Linked DNA regions of Homo sapiens: region 1 is linked to region 2. Evidence: chromatin loops called from intact Hi-C (ENCODE). Cell type or tissue: PC-9. All regions are shown on one strand. Each heading gives the region's core, and the rest is flanking DNA. Links, peaks and the distances in the headings are about the cores only.

What was found. Hi-C counts contacts between places; a loop is a spot of excess contacts. Peaks named below come from ENCODE experiments on the same cell type or tissue, not always from the same donor. Only the 100,000 strongest peaks of a DNase experiment are listed, where the experiment ranks them.
Region 1: a loop joins it to region 2, with 2.9 times the contacts of the local background. A loop is called at or near these places in 3 of 110 quality-filtered maps.

What each region holds. Positions count from the first base shown.
Region 1 is chr11:59,774,290-59,779,669 of GRCh38, forward strand. The region is part of intron 2 of STX3 (syntaxin 3); the gene reads left to right. Among named protein-coding and RNA genes, the nearest start is that of STX3, 22 kb to the left of the region's middle. In PC-9, for the core only: no CTCF peak of the experiment used is centred there; DNase peaks (open chromatin) are centred at 2,372, 2,992 and 4,147; H3K27ac peaks cover 523 bases.
Region 2 is chr11:59,563,630-59,569,009 of GRCh38, forward strand. It overlaps LINC02739 (long intergenic non-protein coding RNA 2739), which reads right to left and starts at 2,501. Exons shown (of 5, transcript NR_187292.1): 1 at 1,386-2,501. TRF-GAA2-1 (tRNA-Phe (anticodon GAA) 2-1) reads right to left here and starts at 2,823; the gene lies at 2,751-2,823. RefSeq lists enhancers at 1,795-2,296, 2,142-2,321, 2,297-2,796. In PC-9, for the core only: a CTCF peak has its summit at 2,211; a DNase peak (open chromatin) is centred at 2,632; H3K4me3 peaks cover 1,962 bases; H3K27ac peaks cover 1,875 bases.

The sequences.
Region 1 (5,380 bases), core at 53-5,052, 210 kb after region 2:
TCTGTGTCTGGGCTTCCTTACCTGTAAATTAGGATTGATAATGTAATTTCCCACAGGTGGGATCACCTGAGCCTAGGAGTTTGAGGCTGCAGTGAGCTATGATCATGCCACTGCATTCTAGCCTGGGCAACAGAGTGAGACCTTGTCCCCTAAAAAAAAAAAAAAAAAAAATTCACTGGTGATCCAGTGTTTAGGTAAGAAAAGAAAAAAACAATAAACAACAAAAATCCCCATTGAGTTGCATAAGGATTAAGAGGGACAGGCCAGGCGTGGTGGCTCACGCTTGTAATCCCAGCACTTTGGGGGGCCGAGGTGGGCGGATCACAAGGTCAAGAGTTTGAGACCAGCCTGGCCAACACAGTGAAACCCTGTCTGTACTAAACATACAAATATTAGCTGGGTGTGGTGGTGGGCACCTGTAATCCCAGCTACCCGAGAGGCTGAGGCAGGAGAATCGCTTGAACCCAGGAGGCGTAGGTTGCAGTGAGCCGAGATTGCGCCACTGCACTCCAGCCTGGGTGACAGCGGTAGACTCCGTCTCAAAAACAAACAACAACAACAAAAACCAAGAGGAATAATGTTTGTAACACAGCATAGCATCTGGCATATATGTGCTTAATGAATGATAATTCAAAAAACAAAAACAAAAAGCTCACTATTGTTGAAGTTTCTGCCACCATACTATGGTTTCTTAGGTTTTTAATTTCCCCTGGAAAGAAAACAAGAAGTATCGTGCTCTTTTTGCAGAGAGAATGTGATGCTTCCCATCCTCTAGACTGTGGATGTGGAAAAGTAACCCTCCAGTTTTTTTTCTGAAAGGAATGGAGTGGGGCATGACGGTTCGTGCCCATTTATCTGTTAGAGTAATAAACAGGAATTAAGAATAAACTTGAATGTGTGCTGGCCTGATTGGGAAGTTGGCTGTAAACTCTCCACAGATCCCCACCCTCCTCACAGGCGGGTCCATCAGAGTCATAGTGAGATCAAACAACACTTAGGCTTTGTGAGTCCAGTGTTACTCCAATTGTGGATCGTGGAAGGACAATATCCTTTCACTCCGTGATGGGGGTGGACTTAAGGAGATGTTTGAAGTCTTTCTAGCTCATCTCAGTCTGCCTTGGAGAACCAGATACATTAAAGAACTTCTTCCCTAAGATAAGGAATCTTTTCCAATAACTGTGTTCTCCTTTTTCTTCTGAGCCAGTCAGAGGGTCCCTGAGAGGACCCTCTTTGTTAGGTGTGAAGATGGTGGGCTTTGGCCTCTAAAACATGGTTTGAGTCCACTTTTCAAGCATTTCGTAGCAGTGTAACCTTGGTCAGGTTGCTTAACATCTCTTAGTTTTAATGTCCTGCTCTGGAAATTGGGAGTGTTAGTACTTACCTTTCAAGGATGCCATGAGGATCATATGAGATCACACATCTGGGAAGGATCGTCAGACATAAAAGCACTGGATGGGTGGTAGCTACTTCTGAAGAGGCTGTTGAAGATTTAACAAGACCTTCAGGGCTGCTGCATTGCTTATTTCTTTCTCTTTGTTATGTGTGTGTCTGTCATTTAGGGAAAAACCCCGTGAAACTTATATTTAGAGTGGAGAAGAGGGACAGCATGGGGAGGTGGAAAGAACATGATCTTTGAATTAAATTCCATATCTGCCACTAACTGTGTGATCTTGTTCACATTCCTTAACTGTTCCAAGTATCAGTGGGTTTATCTGTAAACTGGGGAGAAAAATATTCATGTCATAGATTTGGTAGAGATTAAAGGAGCTAATGCTCAGAAAGTACTTAGCATGGGGTTCAGCAGTGTTACTTTCCTCTTTTCTTGGATCTGATAGAGCACAGAGAGGATAAGGCCTTGGGGGAGTGGGGAGAAGTAAGAGGGAGTGGATCAAGTAGGCTCTGGCCCCACCTAACATGGTCTGAATCTCAGCTCTGCCCATTACCAGTGGTACAATTTTGGAAAAGTTAACTACTCTAAACCCCAGTTTTCTCTAAAAAGAGAATATTACCTGTTGGATTTTATGGATATAAAATGAGAAAGGGTATGGGTGCACCTATCACAGTGCCTGACATCTAGTACATATGTTCTTATCACCCTTCTGTCCCCCAGTGTACTTATGAATAAGTAGACCACAAAGTTTATTTTATAGAATGTGGTGTAGATATACTGTTGAAATTGGGATAAATTATGTTTCAGAGAATAGAGATTTGGGGAAATGAGAGATTGTCCCCCTCTATGTGACTGGTGATCATGCCCACTACACCCTGCAGGTTATATAACTAAGTCGCTTTCTTGGGAAAGCACTCTTGATAAAACTTACTGTTTGGACTGGTTCCAGGAGGTCATCCTTGGTTATTTGCTGAGAGCATGAATCACAGCTTAGTCATAGAGGTATTTGCAAGGTGCACATGAAGTCATAGGACCAGGGTGTTTTCAGAATGTGATTTGCACTGTCAGATTCCATTGTATCTTCTCTAGCTTCTTGATCGTTGGAAAAAAAGATTGGCCCTTGGGTTTTCAGGCCACTTTGGCTGATCAAGCCAGAGCCTGGTAAATGATAAACGCCACATTTTTGTCTAATTTGCAGTTGTCTATATTTTTCTTGGTTTGTTTGCTCAGTTGGCAGAAAGTAATGTTCAGATGAAACAGACCTGCCTTTGGAGGCAGAAACATTAGGGGTTTATTTTTCTGTATTCGTTTATCTATTCATCAAAGTATTTGAGCGCTTACTGTCTTCAAGATAGCATGTTAGGTGCTGGGGATCCAATGTTCTGTGACAGGATTCTCGCCCCCTGTTGTCTCCTTATCTGGTAAGGGTGATAGAAATTTTTAAAATGTTGTTATATGATAAGAAAAGTGTCAGTAAGGTACCATGGGAGCACAGAAGAGGAAGCGTTAAATTCTGCCTGCAGAGAGGAAGGTGAGGGAAGATTTCCCTGGTTCTTAACTAGACTTGTCATCAGAATCACCTGGGGAGTTTTTTGCACATACACATACCTGATTCTTAGGGACTGGAATGGCTCAGACTTTTGGATTTTTAGGAATGTCTTCCGGATAATTCTGTTGCCTACTGCAGCTATGCACCACTGCAAAGTGATGGGGAACCTTCGAGGATTTAAACAAGGAAGTGATGGGCTCAGAGTGTGTTTTAGAAAATTCACTCCGATGGCAGTTTGTGGAGGGTGCGAAAGACCTGAAATGGAAAGACCAGCAAGCCAGCGATGGAGCCTTGACCTGAATCTGTGATCCTGAGCAGCAGTGTAGCCTATCATTTAGGGATGCTTTTGACTAACTGTGGCTTAAGCAACAAAGATATGTAATTATTTTGCATATGAAGTAGTTTGGGGTTAGGGATGGTGCCGTTTAAAGGTCAGCTTGGGGTTCTAGGTCAGCATCACTGTGATCCTCTTGGCTTTTCTCTTAGGATTGTGAGAGAGAGAGTCTGTTCTGTGATTATCTATTGTTATATCACAGCATAGCCCCAATATTTAGTGGTATAAAACAACTGTTTGTTTTGCTGACAGATTCTGTGGAGTAGGAATTCAAACAGGGCAAAGTGGGTCCGGATTACTTCTGCTCTACAATTTCTGGGGCTTTTATTGGGAAGACTTGAACAACTGCAGGCTAGAATCTTGTAGAGGCTTTTAAAATTTTACTGTCTGGTGCCTTTACTGGGGTGGCTCAAGGGAAAAGCTCAGCAGAGACTGTCAGTCAGAGCACCTACACTTGGCTTCTTTCTGTGGCTTGGGCTTCTCGTAGCTGGCCCACTTAGGGCTATTGAACTTGTTACATAGAAGCTCAGGGATGCAAGGCAAGTGTTCCAGCTACAGAAGTTACATAGCACATCACTTCTGCTTGGCTCTGTTACTGAAGCAGTCACAAGCCTGCCAGATTAAAAGAGCGGTACATAGGTCCCACCTGCCTGTGTTTTGAAACCACCAGAGTCAGAGCTCTATTTGGCATCACCCTGTGACAGCGTTGCAAGCATTAAGAAAGGGTGCAGCTAGAAAAGTCCAAAGGTCCTTTCATCAGAGAGGAAAACTGCCCAGATCCTCCAATCTGACTTCCCTTGTGGCCTCCTGGATAGCACTGGGTCACATGGTGTGGGCCTCCTTAGCTGGAAGGGACACCAGGAAAGTGAGTACTCAGCAAAGGGACAGGATTGCCAGGATTGCCATCAAACACATCATGATTCATCCTCTGGGGCTGGCAATGCCACTACCCAAACAAAGTCAGATTTCTGTTAAAAAGAAAGAGAGGGAAGGGGCCAGGGAATGGCTGTTTGTTGGGTCAGTGAAAATGCGTTGTCACAGATGGCAGTGTGAGGTGCAAAAAGCCTTCTGTGATCAAATATGTTTGAGAAATGCTTCCTGCTTCTTTCTTCTCTTGGAAACTTAAAATGCACGTTAACTTATTGAAAGCTCTAAGAAGTCCTGTAATAAATCAGCTTAACTTGGCTATCCTAGCATTTAATTTTTCAGAGCAACACTTTCTAACATGGAACTTCTATTAATAAGGATGAAAGTTTTCTTTTCTTTTCCTTTTTTTTTTTTTTTTTTTGGGGATGAAGTTTCGCTCTTGTCGCCCAGGCTGGAATGCAACAGTGTGATCTCGGCTCACTGCAGCCTCCGCCTCCTCCTGGGTTCAAGCGATTTTCCTGCCTCAGCCTCCCAAGTAGCTGGGATTACAGGCATCCACAACAATGCCCAGCTAATTTTTGTATTTTTAGTAGAGACGGGGTTTCACCATGTTGGTCAGGCTGGTCTGGAACTCCTGATCTCAGGTGATCTGCCCGCCTTGGCCTCCCAAAGTGTTGGGATTATAGGTGTGAGGCACCACGCTGGCCAAAAATTTACTTTTTTGAATGCTGTCTTAGTTTGGGCTGCTATGAGAAAGTACCGTAGACTGAATGGCTTATAAACAATAAGAATGTGTTTCCTACAGTTCTGGAGGCTGAAAGTCCGAGACCAGGATTCCAGCATGATCGGGTTCTGGTGAGGACCCTCTTCTGGGTTGTGGACTGCCACCTTGCTGTATCTGTATCCTTACAGGGTGGAAAGAGCAAGCTAGCTCTTTGGCCTCTGCTTATAAGTGCACAAAACACAGTCATGAGGGCTCCACCCTTACAACCTAAATGCCTTCCAAAGGTCCCATCTCCCTCTAAGTACCATCCCATTGGGGATTAGGCATCAACATATTAATTTTGGGAGAGCACATTCAGTCCATAAGAAGTATGCATTTGTAGTGGTATAACAGACCATTTGTAGTGATATAAGAAGCATACTTGTCTCCTGCAGTTACTTATATTCATTTATTTATTCAGCAAATGTCTACTGAGTAACCCACATGCTTGACAGTGATGAATATCAAGTAGTCTAA
Region 2 (5,380 bases), core at 264-5,263:
GGCCTATAGCAAAGTTTTTAGGAGAATTCCTTCTTCTTCAGAAACTCCAGTCTTTGCTCTTAAAGGCTTCAGCTGATTTAATGAGGCACATTATAAAGGGTGATCTTCTTTACCTGGAGTCTACTGATTTAAACGTTAATCACATGTAAAAAATACCTTCATTGCCAGGGGCTGTGACTCATACCTGTAGTCTCAGCACTTTGAAAGGCCGAGGCAGGCAGATCGCTTGAGCTCCAGAGTTCGAGACCAGCCTGGGCAACATGGCGACACCCCGTCTCTATAAATACAAAAAATTAACCGGACGTGATGCTGCGTACCTGTGGTCCCAGCTACTAGGGAGGCTGAGGCCAAAGAATGACTTGAGGCCCAGGAGGTTGAGGCTGCAGTGAACTGTGATGGTGCCACTGCACCCCACCCCTGGGCAACAGAACAAGACCCTGTCTCAAAAGAAACAAACCAAAAACACCTTCCTAGTAACATCTAGAATGGCGTTCGACCAAACCTCATGAAAAGTTTAATTCTCTAGTCTATTAGATGATCAGTTGGGGTTTCTTCTTATTGATCACCATTGGACTTTCAAGAGCCCCTCATCAAAATACATCTTTCCACCCAAGAACTCAACGATTTTGGGGCTGAAGCCCCATATCAGCTAGCATATTGGCAAACATTAACAGAAAGAGGAGAGGGGTATAAATAGGCCTAAAAACCATATGGCTGGCTTCATTTTGCCTTTTACCACACTGCGAGTTCTTAGAATGTGACACATGGATCTCCTTCCTCTCCCTCCATGGTCCAGCCTGACTAAAAAGAAGGCACTCCCTAAGTGTGTTTTTCCATTGCCTTGCCTTGAGTGGAGTGGCTCATCTTTTTTTTTTTTTTTTTTTTTTTTTTTTTTTGAGACGGAATTTCGCTCTTGTTGTCCTGGCTGCAGTGCAATGGTGTAATCTCCGCTCACGGCAACCTCTGCCTCCTGGGTTCAAGCGATTCTCCTGCCTCAGCCTCCCGAGTAGCTGGGATGACAGGCGTGCGCCACCACGCACGGTTAATTTTGTATTTTTAGTAGAGACGGGATTTCTCCATTTTGGTCAGGCTGGTCTTGAACTCCCAACCTCAGGTGATCCGCCCGCCTCAGCCTCCCAAAGTGCTGGGATTACAGGCGTGAGCCACTATGCCCGGCTGTGGTTCATCATCTTAATGAGGCTTTCTACTGAAATTCAATCCATATCCTCCGAGTTCCACTGACCTCCGCCCCCATGCCAGACAAGCATGGACAACTCTGGAAGCCTAGAAACTGGTGGATGGCCGATTCCCGGGGTGTTTCCTAGTGATCTCTGCCAGGAGCTTCTCTGTTGGTGCTGATAACAAATTAGCCAATGGATACAAACCTGTTTTGTAAACTGCCAGGTGTTGAAGATCAAACGGTGTCCTCTGAAATTCAGTTCTTCCTGCATACAGCGTCTGGATATCTTTGCTGGGGTGGGGAAGGTGGTGCATAGGGTTCAGAGGGGTGCAAGGATATGATGTACAAGTGACTTGCAATTTGGAAAATAAAAATACAGGGTGTCCAGTTAAATCCAATTTCACAGAAACAACAAATATGTACTTTGTATATTCCATGCAATATTTGGGACATGTTTATACTAAAAAGTATTTGTTGTTTCTCTGAAATTCAAATTTTGGCCGGGTTCAGTGGCTCGTGCCTGTAATCCCAACACTTTGGGAGGCTGAGGCAGGAGGATGACCTGAGGTCAGGAGTTCGGGACCAGCCTGGCCAACATGGTGAAACCCTGTCTCTACTAAAAATACAAAAATTAGCCGGGCACCTGTAATCCCAGCTACTCCGGAGGCTGAGGCAGGAGAATCACTTGAACCCGGGAGGCGGAGGTTACAGTCAGCCGAGATCACGCCACTGCACTCCAGCATGGGAGCAAGACTCCATCTTAAAAAAAGAAAAAAGAAAAGAAAAGGAAAAAGAAAAAAAAGGAAATTAATTGGACGTCCTGTATTTGGTCTTCTAACCCTAGTGTAGATTTAAACTAGAAAGGGCTTCCGATCTCTGTCTCCCGCCCCACCTAAGAGCTGTTCTAGGGTCCTTGTTATTGTTTTTGTTTTCTTTTTTAAAGACAGAGTTTCACCGTGTTGGCCAGGCTGGTCTCGAACTCATGACCTCAAGTAATCCGTCCGCCTCGACTTCCCAAAATGCTGGGATTACAGGCGTGAGCCACCGCGCCCGGCCCCGGTCCTTGTTACGGTTTAAAAAGCTGGACAAAGCCCGTGCGCCGAACGCTTTCGAGGACTTCTTTGGCCAAGAGGGGGCCCGGGCTGTCACCATTCCCGGCAAGCCCGCGACCAAGCAGGCAGCGGAGGCGGCGCAGGCCGAGAGCTCCCGCCCCTCTGACAGTGAGAGAAGGGTCGCAGCGCCCACGGCTGCCTAGAACCCGAAAGAAGAGGAGCGGGGTGCGGGGACACAGGGTTGCTCAAGAAAGTGAGCTATGCGCAGTGCTCCGGAAGAGCTTGTCTCAAACCAGGTCCCAAGTGAGGGCAGAGGCGTAACTTCGTACTGGGCAGTTTAAAAGGTAAGACATATGTCCCCAGTATCCTCCCTCCCAGGGGAAAATGACGATAAGGTTTCCCTTAACTGCCCCAGCCCGCGTGAGAACCCACAGGGTGTTGACCCTGTTAACTGCAGAAAGACCCTGTTAACTGCAGAAATCACATGTAGTGATGACTAACGCCTAAAACGGAAGCGCTGCCGAAACCCGGGATTGAACCAGGGACCTTTAGATCTTCAGTCTAACGCTCTCCCAACTGAGCTATTTCGGCTGCCGTGGAAGACGTTTTTCTTTTTTTCTACATAATTATAATAAAATAGTATTTGTTCCGTGGTAACAAAGATCATATGGATTCAGCTAGAGGTAGGCATTTTACAAATGTTACAAAGGTGATAAGGCAAGGCCCTTGTTTACAAACTGAAGTGATAAATCACTTTTCTCAGGGTTTTTTGTTGTTGTTGTTGTTTTAAGTTCCCTGCAATTTGCTTTTTTCATTTAAAAACATATTATGGACTTTTTTCATGGCAGTTATGTAGACCTATCATACTTTTTAATCCACGTTCGCCAGTATTGGATTGTATGGTTATAACATAATCTATGTAATCAAACTGACAACTATCAGCTTTTTTACCTTTTTCTATATCTCATTATTAAAAACAATACTGCCATAAATTTTTAAAATATACTTGTTTTTCTTGTGCAAAGGCAGATTTTGCAAGGTAGATATATATAAACATTGTGATTTTTACAGATATCTTCAGATTGAAATCCAGGATATATAGAAGAGGTAAGGAAGGCCATTTGTAAAGGCTTCAAATGTAGACTTTCAATGCTACCTCCACATGAGGTAAACATAGAGTCACTGTACAGTATTTGTTAAAAGCATTGATTTGCTAAACCTAGCATTAAAAATATACCTCAATTTTTGGAATACCATCTTGGCATTTTTCATTTTTAAATATATATAGTCAAAAAAAAGAATTAAGTCAGGCTTCCCTCAAACTCTAAGAAGCAAGTTGTGGTTTAATAATATCTCTAATATGCTGATTTTATTCCTCCTCCACCTCCCATTTCATAATTTTCATCTCTTGCATTTATTCACTGAAAAATGTTTTAGCCAGATGCGGTGTCTCTGGGAGGCCAAGGCAGGCGGATCACCTGAGGTCGGGAGTTCAAGACCAGCCTGACCAACATGGAGAAACCCCGTCTCTACTAAAAATACAAAATTAGCCGGGCGTGGTGGTGCACGCCTGTAATTCCAGCTGCTCGGGAGGCTGAAGCAGGAGACTCCCTTGAACCAGGGAGGTGGAGGTTGCAGTGGGCCGAGATTGCGCCATTGCACTCCAGCCTGAGCAACAACAGCAAAACTCCGTCTCAAAAAAAAAAAAGTTTTATATAAACTCCATAAGGCTGTTAGAATAATTCAATGCTTTGTATTCACTTGCTTCATAAATAAGGAGCCAGCATGGACTCATTACAATTTGAAATAAAAGCGCCATGACCTTAGTTTAGAATTTATAAACAATAGGCTTAAAATGGAGGATGAGTATAGACTGTCATTCTCAAGAAAGATTAAGAGTACATCTGAAATGAGATGTTTGTGGCTGTCACGCCTAAACTAGGTGACTTTACAGTTTTTTCAGACTCAAGAGCCTATCATTTGTTTAGCTTAAATTTCACCCTTTTGGTTTCCCTTGGTAGTTGAAGTACGAAAAATTCTAAAATGACCCACAAAACACCCTCCCAGCCCCACAAAACCCTGCATAATCCCTGGGACTATGAAATTCATCATATTAATTTATAACCTGTTATTAGGTGATATTATATAGTACAGGTTACTCTAAAATATGTGATTATCTGGGTGAGCCTGACCAATCACTTGAGCCCTTTAAAAGCAGAGGGTTTTTTCTAGCTGGTTGCAGAAAGGAGTCAGAGACTCAAAACACAAGACTTGAAGATGGAGGGGACCATGTGGCAAAAATATACGGGCAGTCTCTAGAAGTTGAGGGTGGTTCTCAGCTGACAGCCAGCAAGGAAATTGGTCTTCAGTTCTGCAACTGCAGGAAACCTAAGTTGGCCAAGAACAAGAATGAGTTTGGAAGCAGCTTTCCCCTCAGTGCCTCCAGATGAGAACTCAAGCTGGTCAACTCCTTGATTTCAGTCTTGTGACACCCTGAGTAGAGAACCCAGTCACATCATGTGGGACTTCTCATCTACAGATGAACGGATAAACCGTGAATGGATAGAACAGGTGTTGTTTTAAGCTACTGTTTATAGTAATTAGTTATGCAGCTATGGAAAATTAATACCGTAGTATAGACTTACCATAGGCTAGGTATATTAATGACAAAGAGTGGATTTAAGTCCTTTTCCGGTCACTTACTTGCCTATGTTCTTGAGTCATTTACTTGTCTATGCTTAAGTCGGTTTCTTTTCTTTTTTCTTTTTTCTTTTTTCTTTTTGAGACAGAGTCTTGCTTTGCTGCCCAGGCTGGAGTGCAGTGGCACGATCTCGGCTCACTGCAACCTCTGCCTCCCGGATTCAAGCGATTCTCCTGCCTCAGACTCCCGAGTAGCTGGGACTACAGGCGCCCACCACCACGCCCGGCTTGCTTATTCATTTATTTATTTATTTATTTATTTATTTATTTATTTATTTATTTATTTATTGAGACGGAGTCTCGCTCTGCCACCCAGGCTGGAGTGAAGTGGCAGGATCTCAGCTCACTGCAACCTCTGCCTCCTGGGTTCAAGCGATTCTTCTGTCTCAGCCTCCCGAGCAGCTGGGACTATAGGTGTGTGCTACCACGCCCAGCTAATTTTTGTATT